Linked DNA regions of Homo sapiens: region 1 is linked to region 2. A link is an interaction called in ENCODE POLR2A ChIA-PET data of the cell type or tissue named here. Cell type or tissue: PC-3. All regions are shown on one strand. Links, peaks and the distances in the headings refer to the core of each region. The heading gives the core; the rest is flanking DNA.

Region 1 (8,316 bases), core at 1,166-6,165, 400 kb after region 2:
TGAAACCCCGTCTCTACTAAAAATACAAAAAAAATTAGCCGGGCGTGGTGGCGGGCGTCTGTAGTCCCAGATACTCAGGAGGCTGAGGCAGGAGAATGGCGTGAACCCGGGAGGCGGAGGTTGCAGTGAGCGGAGATCGCGCCACTGCACTCCAGCCTGGGCGACAGAGCGAGACTCCGTCTCAAAAAAAAAAAAAAAGGCAAATACAGCAAGAGAGTAGGTCCTATTTCGAACATTTTGAGAGGCTTTTAAACATTGCAGGTAGAGATGTGCAAAAAAGAACTTGAGAAACGGGAAACTGGGCAAAGCTGGACATAGAAATGTGGGAATCACTTGTTGGCTAAAGCTGTAGAAATTGACTTTTCGTAGAAGGGCAAGGAGAAAAAGAAAAGAAATAAATGTCTCGAGAAAAAGCCCCCTTGATGGGATGGATTAAGGTTAGAGGGTGTTCCAAGGACAATGGGAAGGCGTTATGAGAGAGGTACCAGTTACAACAGTGTCTTGCTACAGAAAGCTGCTGATGTGAGCATTTCAAAAACGGAAGCATTGTTCACAGTGTCAGGTGCTAGAAAGAAATACAGGAAATTGTGGACATGGGCGATACAGTAACTAGGCTCACCAGGACCCTTGAGGCAGCAGCTTCACCCAGCCCTTGGGGCAGTACATCCTAACACAGACATTCAGCATTGAATGCATATGAAGAGACACCGCGCATTTCTTTGGATTTGAAAGAAATACACGCAGAACATTCTAAGACATTCGAAGCAAGATGATCAAGATCTACGGTGATAAAAATGTATTTCACCATGTAGTCTTAAGAGGAAGGGTGGAATTAACTTGGAAAACTTATGTAGCCCTCTCACAGAGGGCAAATATGTTTGATATCACTTAATACTTCTGACTGATTAGTAGTGGCCATCTGTAGTACATTTGAGAAACTTCTTAGAAAGAAATGGCTTAATAGGTTGCAGTGTTCAGTGTGGGCAAGAGGAAAAAGTGGCAGCACAAGTGCCCCAAAACTGCCATCTCTGCTCCATCTATGAAAAGATAATGTGATTCATAAAAATAATATTTTAGAAAATATTTAATTTTTATTACATTAAAAAGTGGACTGTTTTGGAAATAGGTTAATACTCATTTTTAAATGGGTACTAACTTTATTTGGGGCTAACATTTCTATAAATTAAGAAGAACTTTATTTGGGACTAACATTTTCATAAATTAAACAAAAAGGCATGTATATTTATTTTTCTTGAGCACAAAATTATCTGAAATGAATTTTAAAATATATATTTTTGGCATATATTCTTTCTGCTTATTTTCTTTGCATTTAGAAATATGCATTTTTTAAAAAAATTGAGGCCAGGCATGGTGGCTCACACCTGTAATCCCAGCACTTTGGGAGGCCAAGTCAGGCAGATCATTTGAGGTCAGGAGTTCAAGACCAGCCAGGCCAACATAGTGACACCCCATCTCTACTAAAAGTACAAAAAAATTAGCTGGACATAGTGATGCATGCCCATAATCCCAGCTACTCCAGAGGCTGAGGCAGGAGACTCACTTGAACCCGGGAGGCAGAGGCTGCAGTGAGCCGAGATCGCGCCACTAAACTCCAGCGTGGGCGACAGAGTGAGACTCCATCTCAAAAAAAAAGAATAATGAGATTATTTTCTATAGACAGCTTTTATCCTACCATTTTCTCTTGAAATTACATGTAAAACATTATATTAGGCTCTTAAATATATATATTATATACATATATATGTATATATATAAAACTTTTGTTTTATATATAAACCTGTACGTGTACAGGTTTGTTATATTGGTAAATTGCATGTCACAAGGGTTTAGTGTACAGATTATTTTGTCACTCGGGTAATAAGCACAGTACACAATAGGTAGTTTTTTGATCCTTTCCCTCCTCCCACCCTCCATCCTCAAGTAGACCCTGCTATCTGTTGTTCTTTGCGCCCATATGTATTCAATGTTTAGCTCCCACTTATAAATGAGAACATGCACTATTTTATTTTCTGTTCGTGCACTAGTTCATTTAGGATGATGGCCTCCAGCTGCGTCCATGTTCCTGAAAAGGACATGATCTCATTCTTTTTTATGGCTGCGTAGTATTCCGTGGTGTACATGCACCACATTTTCTTTATTCAGTCTGCCATTGATGGGCTTGTAGATTGATTCCATGTATTTGCTATTGCTAATAGTGCTATAAAGAACATATGTGTGCATGTGTCTTTATGGTAGAATGATTTATATTCCTTTGGGTATATACCCAGTAATGAGATTACTGGGTCAAATGGTAATTCTTTAAATATTTTTAAAAACAAGCATTTGGTAAATCACATCTTTCTAAAATAATTTTTATCTAAATGGCCTAGAATATTTAGGACATTTTCAATTTTTCAAGATTATAAATAATTATAAATTATGATGGAATGAACATCTGTATGCATAAATCTTGATGTATGCTTAGGGATTTCTTTAGAAGAGATTTCTAGAAGTGTGGTTGCTGAACTAAAGAATAAAACCAGTATTAAGACTCTTGATATATACTCCAATTTGCTTTAGAAGATAATTCATGGAGGTAGGGGAGGTTGGGGAGGTTTACTTTAAAACTATATCTATGTTTTCAAAGAAATTGATTTTTTTTTATGGCACAAATTGATATTTTAAATCAGGAATTGGCACACTTTCTGAAAACGGCCAGATAGGAAATATTTTAGGCTTTGCATGCAAGACAGCCTCAATCTCAACTGTTCAGCTCGTCCGTCATACTGTGAAAGTAGCCATAGACAATAGGCAAATGAATGAGCATGGTTGTGTTCCAATAAAACTTTATTTACAAAAACAAGCAGTCAGATAGGTTTGATCTACAGGCCATAGTTTGCTGACCTCTGTCTTAATTGAGAGTCCTGTTGTTTTGTGAAAATATTTGAATTGTGACTGTCAAGAATTGGGAGGCATGCTTTGCAAAATTCCCTTTATGAAGATTTGAGCCTATGGGATCATGAATCCTAGTTATAGTCTTGGGAAGGGAGTAAATCTGCTTTTGTTGCAAAGCGATTTGGAAACTAAGCAAGGAAGCTATGAATCAGCCTGTCATTTCAACATATGCAGAGTATGGAAAAGTCCATAAAGTTAGGCTTCTGTTTGCCTCTGTCAGGCAGCTGTAGCTCTGCCCTGAGTCTTTTCTTTGTGTACTTTCTTGAGAAATTCAGTCCAACTCCCACAAAAGTAATCACAACCATGTTTGCAAGTTAATTTCACACAATATTGATTCAATCAAAGTCTCTATCACTCATTAATTCCAGCATTTCTACACAATTCCTAGGAAAACAAAGCTTGAAGCTGCAAGGAAAGAGTCATCTGAGAAATAACTTTGTTCTCATGAAACCTACCCCATTGGGAATATTTTTCCCAGATGTTAGGCATACAGTTGCTTTTCCTTAGGTGACCCTTTATTGAGCAGCTAAAAGACATCATTGACTACCTTTAACAAAAGTGTAAATAACAAAGGAAATCAACCATAATTTCTGAAATAATATGTCTTAATTAGCAGTTATCTGTCAAGGAAATTGTAAACTGACCACAGGGATAAGATATGTTTTACCATATTAAGTCGTTGCCTGGCCTGTCTTAATCTCTTGTTGCTTCTGAAGGTGCTTTGAATTCAGAATCTTTATGTCAAAATAGAGGATGAAGGAAGCTGCTTTCAGTGATTCTCAGATCTTACATAGATGCAGGAGCGTGCACACACACACACACACACACACACACACACCCTTCTGACCCGCAGAATGCAAAAGCAGCTGCCTTCGTAAACACTACATCAGAGTCCGGCAGTGGTTTAACACTCATTGTCCTGCCTCTTTTATTTAAGCCAGAGAAACAATGTCAGCTGGATGCAGACAGCTCTCTGCCATGAACAGAAGTGTTTTTGCAGGCTAGCCCAAGCAAGTCACAAAGAGTTGGGGGGAAAAATGGATTTAGCCTTTGCAAATTAATATAAACAATCACTTCCCTACATGTATGACAGCTGGAGTGAAAATTTTGGTTAGAAATATTTTTTACTGGCCTGGCACGGTGGCACGCCTGTAATCCCAGCACTTTGGGAGGCTGAGGCAGGCAGATCACGAGGTGAGGAGTTCGAGACCAGCCTGGCCAACATGGTGAAACCCCATCTCTACTAAAAATACAAAAATTAGCCGGGCGTGGTGGTATGTGCCTGTAGTCCCAGCTACTCGGGAGGCTGAGGCAGAAGAATCTCTTGAACCCAGGAGGCGGAAGTTGCAGTGAGCTGAGATCATGCCATTGCACTCCAGCCTGGGCAACACAGTGAGACTCTATCTCAAAGAAAAAAGAAAAAAAGAACAGATTTTTTTTTTTTTTTACAAAGAGATCCCAAAATTGTGTTCCCGTTATCATAGACTTTTAGTCATGGTATATGATTTTTTAAACCTATAGAATTTTACCCATGTACTGTTTGGCAGCTAACGGAGAATCTGACCTCTCTAGTTGATGGGTAGAGAAAGTGGAGTTTAGGCAGGAAGTGACTTGCCCAGTGAGTGGGTCCACAGTGAGAACTTGGTTCCCAGGATTCCCGAGACAACGATCCCCTCACTGAACACACTTGTCTTCAGCCATATTGCTTTCCCTACTTCTTACTTTTCCAGGTAATGCATAATCACGATCTGGTGTTTGGGAGTGCATGCACCCATTTTGCAGCTAGACCTTCAGGGGTTTATAACTTATGCTGTGTCATCCTTAAGGGCAGAACAGGGACCAATGGGTAGAAATTATAGCCCTAATATACCATGAAAAGGTTTCCAACATGCATCAATTATTATTTTCCTAGGATGTCCACATTATATCTTGAGCTATTTTGACTTGAAAGGTGCACAAAAATTTTTTAAATCATTTTTGTAGATTATATATGTTTGTAAAGTGCCATCCAGCACATTGGAATAGTTATTCACCTAAATATATGATAGCAGATCTTCAGCACTGAGTTACCAATGAGATCACACTAAATCATTGATTCACATTCTCCTCCCCATGTGCTATGGAGTAGTTTATTGTACTACCACAAAGTGCTCATGCCTAGGCTGGCAGAACACACCATCATGGAGCACAATGCTCTACAGCAAGTCATTCTTCAATTTCAAAGAATCGATTGGACTGTTTACATTACTTTAAGTCAATCTGGTTGCATGGATGCTTCTGCTTTTTGAATGTCATTGCTTAGACTCAAGACATATGGGTTTCTACGCTATTTCTACTCGTGTGACAGACTGCCTCGAAAAGCAGCGAGCTCCCCTTCCACCAGAAGCTTTCAAGGGGTGGCCAGATGCCATCTGTGAGGAGTGCCATGCATTTCTGTAAAGCCTCAGACCTAGACTGAATTGGATCCACAAATAAATGGGGAGGAGTCGACTGTTGAATGCCAACCATGTGGTCTTTTGTTTAGATGGGGTCATTCTCATTTCATCCCCCAGAGAACATAAGGAAAGACACAGCTTATTGCAAAGCTCTGTTTGAGTTGAATAATGTCATTGGAATGGCTGCTAGGGGACCATCATCATACACTGGGGTTCTGGTGCCCTAGTGCTAAAGAGTGGGAAGACCAGTGAGGTCATAATTGGTAATAAGTAAATAAATAGGCTTTCCTTTTTGAAAACCCTTGAAAGAGGGGTCTATGAGAAGGGTCTTATAGAACAGGACAGGGTTGACTGACAGAGAACTCACAGAAAGCAAAACTCTCCGAGGTTTCCTTTTGGTAGTATTGGTTTTCCTCCCCATTGTCTTCTTAGCTTTCTCAATTTTTTGCTGTGGTGAAATAGTCCATCTGGGGGAGGGAATTTCATTCAAAGAAAGAAAAGTCAATCAGTGAAAGAAGACGGAATGGAGACCAGAAATAGAAAGAATTTTAATGAGAACATGTCTTGGGTCAACTCCTAACCTAATTACCATGATGTCTTTCCGTTATTTTCAACTATTTGGCCTGGGTGTGTGTGTTAACCAAATGACATTGAGTTATTTCCCAGAACAGCTAAGTGCCACACAGGAAATACTTGCTGCTTCATGTGATTTGGTTGAATCCCCAATTTATAGCTTGAAGGAAAAACAGATTCTCAAGATTTGGGAAAAAATCAGAACCTACATTTCTTATTTCTCATTGTCATGACAATATTATTTGATGTTAATCAGAGAAAACACTGGAGCTTATATCAGTGTATATCATATGCCAGTATCATAGTGAGTACTACACGGGTATAGAAAGATGGACAATGACTTGTTTATTGTCCTTGAAGGGGTCACGGTCAAGTGGGGAGTCAGGACTTGCAAACAGATATGTTATATCTTAAGAAGGTGAATGCTATAACTAAAATGTAAATAAAATGTTTTCTAAGTTGGTTCTCAGTCTGTTTGCTAAATGTGCAAAAGCACATTTAACATTTACTTTCTTATCATTAACCACCAACCTCTGACTTCGAGACACTGAAACAGACAGAACAGCCATCTGCAAGTTCTGGCTTCATCATTTTGTTTCCTTATTACAATGAAGTAAGGCCCAGGTCATTGTCAATTAGAAATGAAATAAAGTAGAGTTTAAATACGAAACTGTTTACCGATGCTCGTACCTAAAAAGTATGGAAGGAAGGGGCGAAGAACTACGCTATAATCCCCTGGGATTGAAAAGTTTATAATCTATTTCAAAAGATGAAGTTTATCCAAATAATGAGATAGTAAATGGAAGAAGATAATTTATTAAGTGCCCTCTGAGTGGTGCAGAGAAATCTACGATAAGAATTCAAAGCATCCTTTCTTCTTGTCAGGTAATTAACAAAGAAGGATGTGTTCCAAGATAAGATGCATTCAGGAAAGAAGGTCTTTCGAAAATGTTTGTTTGTTTGTTTTGGTACACTTTGATCTACTCACCCAGTTTAGAAAGAAGGTAGAGGAAAAGCTTTGTTCTCTCCCTCACTTCACTCTTCCATGGCAAGGTTCAGAGACAGGTGTGATTAACTAGAAATAAATGCAAAATTCTTGAGTGACTCTTGAGGGACAGCTTTTTGCCTGAACTGGTTAGCTCATAATGAAATCACGGGGGAAAGATTCGCTGCCTTGGACAAAGATGTACCCAACTTTGAAATTATGAGCTGTGACTCTAAAGTTGACCCTAAAAACAGACCTAAGCAGTCCTTTTACATGGAATGATGTCTCCAACTAGGAAGTCATTGACTATCCTCCCATTTCTCAAAAACAGGCCACTTACCAACCATGGGGATAAAACTAAACTTTTTTGGTGGAAGTCATTATTCTTATTTCCAACCTCTGAGACCCTCAAGGTTGCTGGGGCTCTTCATGCAGTCCTTCTGTCCCTCTTTCATATTCTGAACTGATGTTTGCTTCGCTCACCCTCCCTGGCTGCTAACCAGGAGGGGACCCCTGCCAGGGCCATTGCTCAGAGGAATCTTTGTGTTTCTCCAAGCCCTACCTCCTCATTAACAGCAGAGCAGCTGCAACTTACTTCTCCTGCAACTTCATGGAGTCCTGGCAAATTGCCTGTCACCTCTGCCATAGATACCTAGTAATGTACCCTCCAACAGAGGATCTCATCTGGAAAATAAGAGTGGCTGGCAATTTAGGGGAAGTTCTTATCCAATAGCCATCTTTTGATCAAGGAGGAGCCCACAACCTCAGAGGAAATCTTTCCTGTTTACAGACTTCTGGGGCTTTGAAAGCCCTGGTAGGCTGTGGGCCAGCCATCCTTAGCTTTTACGCAAAGGGGCCAAACAGGATGAGACCAGGATGGAAACTGCATATCATAGGAACCCAGAAGGGCAGGAAGTAACAACATAAGAAGGAATTCTTGATTAAAAGCACAGTTAGAAGGTTGGTGTTGGGTGGGGTAGGGGATAATGACATTAAAATGCGTCTAGTTTGTATGTGTGTTTGTTATAATAAAGCCATTAGCCCATCTCCTTCAGTTGCGTTTCCGTTGTTACATTATTCTTCACTTTGGAGAAATTGGAAATTTTTTTTTATTATACAGAGACTCTGTACTAAGTAGTCTATTTGGAGGAAAATCAAAACTCCTTTCTCTCTCTCTCTGTCTCTTGCTCTCTTTTTCTTTCTTTTTATAAATTCTCTATGTGAAATAGAACCTAGGAAAGACCTTGTTATCCTTTGCAGAATTCATTATTCTAGAACTAATTATTGGGATATTGAAAATAAGCAATGTTTATAAAGGGTAAAGTTGCTATCCATATGTTCTTTCTACACTTATTCCCCAAGAATGAC
Region 2 (8,316 bases), core at 1,060-6,059:
GGCTGGGCTCAGCTGGGCCTGTCAACCTGAGCCCTGACACGTGGCATCTCCATGGAGTTCAGGCTTCCCGCAGCATGGAGCTGGGTCTGCGAAGAAGCATCCAGAGAGAGAATATTTCAAGAGAACCAAGGGGGAAGCTGCACAGCCTTTTCTGACCTAGCCTCAGAAATTACAAAGCATTGTTTTCTTCTATTGGTTGAAGTCAATACAAGCCTGCCCAGATACAAGGGGAAGGGGAACTGAACCCCACCTCTCCATGGAGGTAGTGTCTGAGAATTTGGGGGTCCTTGTTTTTTTAAACGTCACGTCTGGCTGACGTGTGATTGACAACTTTCCAAATCTATTCAGTCTCATGAGAATACATTTTTGTCAAGGTTTTTTTCAGGGAGGGAAAGCAACAAGAAACACATGTATGAGCTATATATTTGTAATGCTCAACCCAGATACAGTTTTTTTGTTGCTGTTGTTTTAGTGTGCAAATTTTGGAGGTGCATTCAAAGATTAGTAGAATATTTCAGAGTGGGGAGAAGGGAGAGTTGGAGAGTGGAGGAGGGAGGGATTGTTAAGGGACATTAGACATTATTTTATATATTTTTTTGAGACAGAGTCTCACTCTGTCACCCAAGCTGGAGTGCAGGATGCAATCTTGGCTCACTGCAACTTCTGCCTCCTGGGTTCAAGCGATTCTCATGCCTCAACCTCCCAAGTAGCTGGGATTACAGGAATCGCCACCACACCTGGCTAATTTTTGTATTTTTAGTAGAGACAGGGTTTCACTATGCTGGCCAGGCTGGTCTCGAATTCTCGACCTCAGGTGATCTGCCTGCCTCGGCCTCCCAAAGTTTTGGGATTACAGGCGTGAGCTACTGCACGCGGCCAAAAAATTATTTTAGATTAATTAGCCCATTATTTGATTGCAGTGAGGGTTTCACAGATGTACACATATGTCAAATTTATCAAATTTCACACAACAAACATGTCGAGTTTTGTTTTGTTTTGTTTTTGCAAATTATATCTCAATTAAATGTCTTTAAATAAAAGGCTGTGATACAGAAACTCAGCCTGGGTTTAAGGAAGTAACTTACATTTCTATGAACTAGACACTTTGATCAGTGAGACAATATAAATATTTGGTAACATGATAATATTTAAAATTTATTGTAGCCATTACAAGTAACTAAAAACACCAAATATTAGAATCTGCTAAAAAATACTCATAAAAAGATAAATATACTTCCACACATGCAAGAAAATCAGTATTTTTTTTTTTTTTTTTTTTTTTTTGAGATGGAGTCTGGCTGTTGTCCAGGCTGGAGTGCAGCGGTGAGATCTAGGCTCACTGCAACCTCCGCCTCCCAGGTTCAAGTGATCCTCCCGCCTCAGCCTCCCGAGTTGCTGGGATTACATGCAGGCTACCACACCCGTCTAATTTTTGTATTTGTATTTTTAGTAGAGACGGGGTTTTGCCATGTTGACCGGGCTGGTCTTGAACTCCTGACCTCAAGTGATCCACCTGCCTCGGCCTCCCAAAGTCCTAGGATTATAGGTGTGAGCCACCACACCCAGCCAATCAATAGGATATTTTAAAAAGCATCGTACTGGATGGGTTGAGTATTCTCTAGTGCCATGTGATATTCAAGGCCCTAATGAACCATGCGTCTGATTTCCGTACTTCATGGATCCCTTCTTCATGAGTGGTTTGATTCTCAACCTGGAACATCCTCCCCTTATCTGCTCCTGTGTGCAGTTGCTGTTGAGGCTGAAGAAGCTCCCGCTAGTGGAAGCGCTGCCTCAGGTAGAGGAAATGTCCTGCTCTGTCCCGAGACTGCAGAGGGCTCATGGCCCTAAGGCCTCTCCAAGACACACCCGCTCTCTGGATTGATTCATGGGAAGTGAGACAGCAAGAGCAACAGGCAGCCTCCCCATGTCAGGGGTAAAAGTGAGTGAACTCGAAAAGCAAAATCCAGGGGTAAGACTTGGGGAGATTTCCACATTGTACTTAAAGGAAACCATACCACTAGTAAGGTTACCTGACAAAACAAAGACAGTTTTGAAATCTTAAAACTAAATTTTTATCTAAATAGTTTTAGCCAGATTTCATATTATAAAGTTTTTTTTTTTTTTTTTTTTTTTTTTTTTTTTTGGAGACATGGTCTTACTCTGTTGCCTTTACTCTGTTGCCCAGGCTGAAGTGCAGTGGTGAGATCATAGCTCACTGCAGCCTCGAACTCTGGGCTCAAGCAATCCTCCTTCCTCAGCTTCCTGAGTAGCTGGGACTACAGGTGTGCAACTACCATGCCTTGCTAATTTTTTATTTATTTGTAGAGAAGAGGTCTTGCTATGTTGTCCAGGCTGGTCTTGAACTCCTGTCCTCAAGCAATCCTCTTGCATCAGCTTCCCAAAGTGCTGGGATTACAGGTATGAACCATGGTGCCTGGGCTCACTTTTTTTTTTAAAATCATCACATGATATCACCATTTAGAATTCTTGTTCTCAAGGGAAACAGCGGGCACAGTCACCACATCTAATAGCAGTGTCAGTGCTGGTGTGACAGTTTTAGAAGACGAGCTTCCAGAAGGCCTAGGGTCTGTGTGTTGGTGCAGTGAACAGACAGCCTCACTGCATACTGAACTCTTCTCTGAGATCAAACGGGTGATAATGGATTATGGATTGGCCAGCTCTAACTGGCCAAACTTCAGAAATGTGCCTGGTTCACTGCCTGGATGTAAAAATCATTGTCATTTTCCTCTTGGAGTTTATGTTTCAGTCCTCACTGCAACCTAGTAGCTTCTAGACAAACATTCCCCTCGGAACATATGTTTGAAAGGGAAGGCGTATGTTCCCTGGAAGTTCTGTGATGGAAATGCAGCTTAGGATTCCAAGTGCTCCCTTTAAGAGATTCAAGCGTTAGCAGACCATTTTAATTAAAGTTCTCTAGACAGGAGGCAGAAAAATAAGATTGACTGGAATGAATATAACCTGCATGGTGCGGTGGAAAAAAACCCATGTGGGAATGTAGAGTTACACTACACGTTTTCAGGAAACAAATCAATATGTAGTCCACAAACAAAGCACGAGCCACCGAAAGTTGAAGTTAAAAATATCACATCAAATGGCTTGAGGCATACATTTATTTGAAAAAATACATCTTTATTGCCTTACAAATTCGCTTTAACAAGAGATTCGTTTTCCTACTGAAGGACATGCTGATTATTGTCCTGTGGCTTTCAATTAATAAGTTCACAGTTAACAGTTTTTAAGTACACTGAATCATGTAAATTTCCATATTGCAGCAGCTAATTTATTTGTTTATCGTGGTGTAACAGGCACTGCATGAATCTGGTTTTGAAATCAATTCCAAGCAAAGCAGATGATTTTTGCAGGGCAGACAATATGTAATGAAGACCATCAAACCTCTCCCTGTGCCACAGCATCTAGAGTGGGTCTCATGCTGCCACTGCAAACCGAAAAGGTGAGGAACCCACATCAATATCCACACAGGCATATGGGAGGATGGTGTCTTGTTTCTGTGTGACTGTCTGTGATTCACTGCTGTCTTTTATTTATGATTCCACAATTTTTTCTTTGAGAGTTCTTAATGTATTCACAGACACACAAACACAAGGATCATTAAGTTACAAGCTGGGTTTATTTACCATTTGCAGCTAGTTCAGATGGTATGCCACTACTGAACAGCATTTGAATTTTAAGATTACATACCAACATTTCTTCTTTTCCCGCACCCTGTCCCAGACCCAGGCATGCACATGGAATTTTATTCTAACTTCTGGAAACTGATTTCTCCATAGAATGCTTTAGGATTAAAGAGGAATTCTTTTTAAAGACCAGACGTTGAAAAAATTCCCTATAGAAGCAATAGAAAGTCCCCTGGGGAGAAAGAGGGTTATGAAGAGGGAAAGTATTTGGAGAAAAGAGACAGAAAAGAACATTAGAAAGTTCTGACACTATTTTTTCAAAAAAAAAAAGTCATAATGATGATCTGTGCCTTTGAGATGAATAAATGAATAAATGTTTGAGCATTTCAATCAGCAAAATGCACAGACCTTGAAGAAAAAGTGACACAAAAGCATTGAGAGATAAAATTGACTAAAATGTCCTCAGTTAATTTGAAAATTTCAATACACTCTGGAAATTGCTGGCAACCAGAAGAAACCTCACAGCCATGCAAATAGGAATTTTCTTTTCCTGCGTGTTCATGCTGATGGTGTAATTGCATTTCTGAATGTATATGCTAGTATTTATAATGGCCTTGAATGTGTTGATCTTGGACATTTTTCTTATGTAACTTATTAATGTTAACATTTTTTCCCAATGCAATATGAGCTGCCATAAGGGTCTCAGTCCTAAAGCAGCTTGATTTCTTCATATTTGGTGTTCCATGAACATAATGAGGAGAGCCCGTTTTTGTCCGTTGCGGAGCTGTCATTTAAAGTGGCCGCCACCTTCCACATTTGCCCCATCTGTCTTTTTTCAAGCCTGTCTTTGTTCTGCAGTGGAAAAATGGGCAAAGTAGAGATTAAAAACACGGAAACTACGATAGATTGAAAAATATTTGAATAATGCCCTTAAAAGTGGTTTAATCTGGGTTTCTTGAAAAAATAAACCTCAGATGTAAATAGCCTAAGAGCGAGTGGATCTTGTTTCAATATGAGGACTAGTTTTTCCGGGAAGCTGGACACTCTTAACGTGACTCTCAACCCTTGTGTCCTTGGGAAAGTAAGACTTAATGCCTTTTGGAGAATCAGTCTTGGGCCCTTGGCCATTTCTCATCTTGCAGGTTGCAGATCTTTTGACACAAAAGTTAGGCATTGTGATTTGCATATTAGTGTATTCCTTTGTGATTTCTGAGCAGAGAATATGCCATCTATAATAAGACTTCATATTTCTTCAGTTAAAATACACCAGAAACCAACATAAAATTAGTCACAGCATTCTTTAGTTACCTCTCCCCTAGGTTTCAGCACTCAGGAAGACAAAGAACTGAATATTAGATAGAACAATTCGGTTCAACAGACCAATATTGCAGGAAATTTGGGAGGTGAAAGAAGTGCCTATCAGATTCTTTGAATTTAGTGCTCAAGAAATGAAAATTCACTGACAGTGTGAGTTATGGCCATTCTTGATTCAGGAGAGGAGCAGAAGCATGACAAGACAGCCTCTTTTGTGTGTTGACTTGCAAGGGAAGGCACATAGCTCCTGCTCACGTAGGTTGTTCATTGAGTCCCATCTTGAGCATTTCCTTAATGGCACCCACTGTGGAGGTAGGAGGCCACCTGACATGCCAGCTGACAATGTCACCTGACAATTAGTCAATTTTCATAGGTTACCTCTTCATGTTACATAAGCTAAGACCCAGATGCCAATGGACAAAGAGTTTGTAGGTAGAAGGGCACCTGGATCACATATAAATTCATAATCTAGAACTGCCAACTCCATGTGTGTTATGAAATTCATAGATCTGTTCTAAGCACACATTTGTGATGTAAATTTTCAGATTCTTTTTTTCTTATGTTAATGGCCTACTCAAAAATTTGAAAGAGATTCTGAATGTAGATTTCAAGTGCTTTACTTTTATGTGGCAGGTATACTTTTCAATGCCATCATTTGCTATTTGTCGAGTGGCTAGATTACTACTGACTCTTTTTGGGTAGAGATTAATGGAGTAAAAGATACACTTTTTCTGAACTTTTGATGTTGTCATGGGTTGTAGAGAAAAAGAGGGTGCATATATGTGTATGCAAGGTTGCTTTTAATTCAAAACAATCTTGGGGAATCATTGGCTCCTTGAGAAACATTAGAGTAAAGAAATGGTTCCTGGTACACACTGGATAAGAGATGGGATAAATGGGTTTAATGCTTCCTGCATGGGCAAAAAGGACTCCCAGAGTCTTGTGTGGTGGACTCTGGGATGCAGGATGAGGTGTTGTTTAGCAGTTGAGGAAGTAAAAATTGTGGCAGACACTCCACGACATAAAGAATCCAAGATAGTACTGATAGGTCAGTGTTTAGGAGGCTAGAAAAAGTGGAAATCAGACAGGCTTATTCTTCAATAACATTGCCAGCCAACTTCATGACTGAGTCTAGCCTGGATGACCTCCAAATATTCTCTTCTGAGAGTCCAGGATTATGAAACAACAAACAAAATGGGGATAAAAAATACCAAATTAAAATAATTATGGAAAAGTGTTGTGAAAGTTAAATGTGATGAGTGTAAGGTGCTGCCTGGCATTTAATACACAATCATAAATGTGAAATGTTGCTGTTCTTAGATAACTATTATATGTAAGATATGATAATGACATTATTGTTAATTATTACCATAATCTTTTACAAGGAAGAAGAATAGGCTTGGAGGTCCAGGGAGGATTTTTGATTAAGTGAAGTTCTTTAAAAATTACAACCATAATAATGAAGATTTCTTGGTTTTCATCTAGTTAGAAATACCTACTGGGTTCTGATTGTTTCCCACTGTAGTGAAATTTTACTCTTAGGAATCTCAAGTGGATTGGCAAGGATAATGGGCCAAACAAGGCTTGTGAGCCTCAGGGAACCTGAGTCACGCTATCTATGGCAGGATGCCTGAACTATGGACACTTCCAGGTTGTCTGGAAGCTCCAGTGTGGGAATGAAGTCAGCGCCCCTTCCCACGGTATGTAGAAACTCTTTTCTCCTCCCAGCTGTGCCTAAATTTATATCCCTTGGAATATCAAACAAATACATCAGCTGGCTGCATCTTCCTCTTCTAGGTTTTCTTTTCTTGGTCACACAGGGGTAAAGAAAAACCTATGGGTGAGCCCCACAGCTACACCCAGTATCTAAACTGAGTAGGGAAACATCCTCCCAAAAAGAAAGACAACATTCCTAAATGTGACAAGTAATGCTTCTCTAGAGCTGCGAAGAAAAGGCCCCCAGTACTTACGTTTTGCTATATCAATCAGCCAAAACTTGTTAGAATTCCATGACATGAAGTTACCGAGGAATCTGAGATGCAGAGAATGGGGTTGGCACTGGGGCTGGATAGTAGGAGGGAGATATGTCATAAGTGATACAAATAACTAAGAGTCATCATTCCTGCCCTCAATAAATTTCAACCTAGATGCCCTGTGTATTTGCAATGGTCCTTGAAAATCCCCCAAATATATTTTTATCCTAGTCAGTCCTACAACTTTAGGTGCTAAATTGATAGCTGCTTTTGGACTTGAAATTTAAAGTCCCTATGCTCAAATCTCAACTCACCTTGTGTTGTAGTTACTTCCTTAAAATGAAGTCGCCCATCTCTTCATCACCAAACTGGAAATCTCAACTTTTTGATTCCTCTTTCTTTCTCTCCCTGAGGTCAGACAGCTGCTGAGTCAGGTGGATTATTTGCCCACAGGGTCTGTCTCATATCACTACGTCTTTCCTACTTCCAACTCCATTATCTTAATTCTTGTACTCATTACTTTTATTCCAAACTGCTCTCTGCACCTTTCCCTCCTATTTGTTCCAATCTACCTACCTCCAACAGCTAGATTAGTCTTTCTAAGGAATTGATCTAAATATGATCAGAAAGGGAAAGTCACCTTGCTAAAACTAAGCAGTCAGCATCCTGGCATGAAAAAAAAGCTTTTATAAATCTGGCTCTTGCAAATCAACTTGCCAGTACTTTGTCACCCTTGGATGAATGGATGAAGCTGGGTTTTTGAACTCTCAAAGTTTGAAATATACGGAGACCTCATTAGAAATGCAATAGCCACCTGAGCTTCAGTCCAGGCCACCAGTCCCCTGATCTTATAATACTAGAGGTATAAGCAACTTCATCACAGCAATAAGGATGTAAACATTTGCCAAAGACTATGGTTTGGCAAGCTAGATGGATTTAATCCCAAGCTATAGTTCCTCTGCTTTGGGCATGGGTAAGTCATTTTGCTGTGCTGAGCTTGAAAAATTGTCTTGGGATTTTGTTTTAATCTGTGAAAGAGGAATACTCACGTCTACAATTTGTGTCTTAATAGGAGTAGTGAACAATAAACATATACGTATATTTCAACATGGCAGAACCTAGTACATAGTGGCTACTTTAACAATCATTATCCTTACAGATATTATTATTACTTTCAGGACCCTCTTGCTGTTTGTATCTTAATTCCTAAAACTGTAATATCAACTAAGCCTCTCCCAAAATGTTATTCCTTTCGTGTTCATTTTAAATGTCAATGTTCATTTTGCTGGGATCCAAAAACAAGTGGAACTGCAAAAATCTCATTCAAAGCAGGGGAGAAGGGGGCGATCAGCTGCTGACCTCAAAACCATCCT

What was found. ChIA-PET counts read pairs that join two places held together with the same protein. Peaks named below come from ENCODE experiments on the same cell type or tissue, not always from the same donor. Only the 100,000 strongest peaks of a DNase experiment are listed, where the experiment ranks them.
Region 1: POLR2A ChIA-PET joins it to region 2 with 18 read pairs; 1 of 35 experiments calls an interaction of 5 or more read pairs at or near these places.

Annotation. Positions count from the first base shown.
Region 1 is chr10:33,301,833-33,310,148 of GRCh38, reverse strand. The region is part of intron 2 of NRP1 (neuropilin 1); the gene reads left to right. Among named protein-coding and RNA genes, the nearest start is that of NRP1, 29 kb to the left of the region's middle. In PC-3, for the core only: no CTCF peak of the experiment used is centred there; a DNase peak (open chromatin) is centred at 3,108; H3K27ac peaks cover 1,711 bases.
Region 2 is chr10:33,704,708-33,713,023 of GRCh38, reverse strand. LOC124902408 (a long non-coding RNA gene) reads right to left here and starts at 7,036. Exons shown (of 2, transcript XR_007062108.1): 1 at 6,941-7,036; 2 at 3,631-4,508. RefSeq lists an enhancer at 7,708-8,316. In PC-3, for the core only: no CTCF peak of the experiment used is centred there; no DNase peak of the experiment used is centred there; H3K27ac peaks cover 557 bases.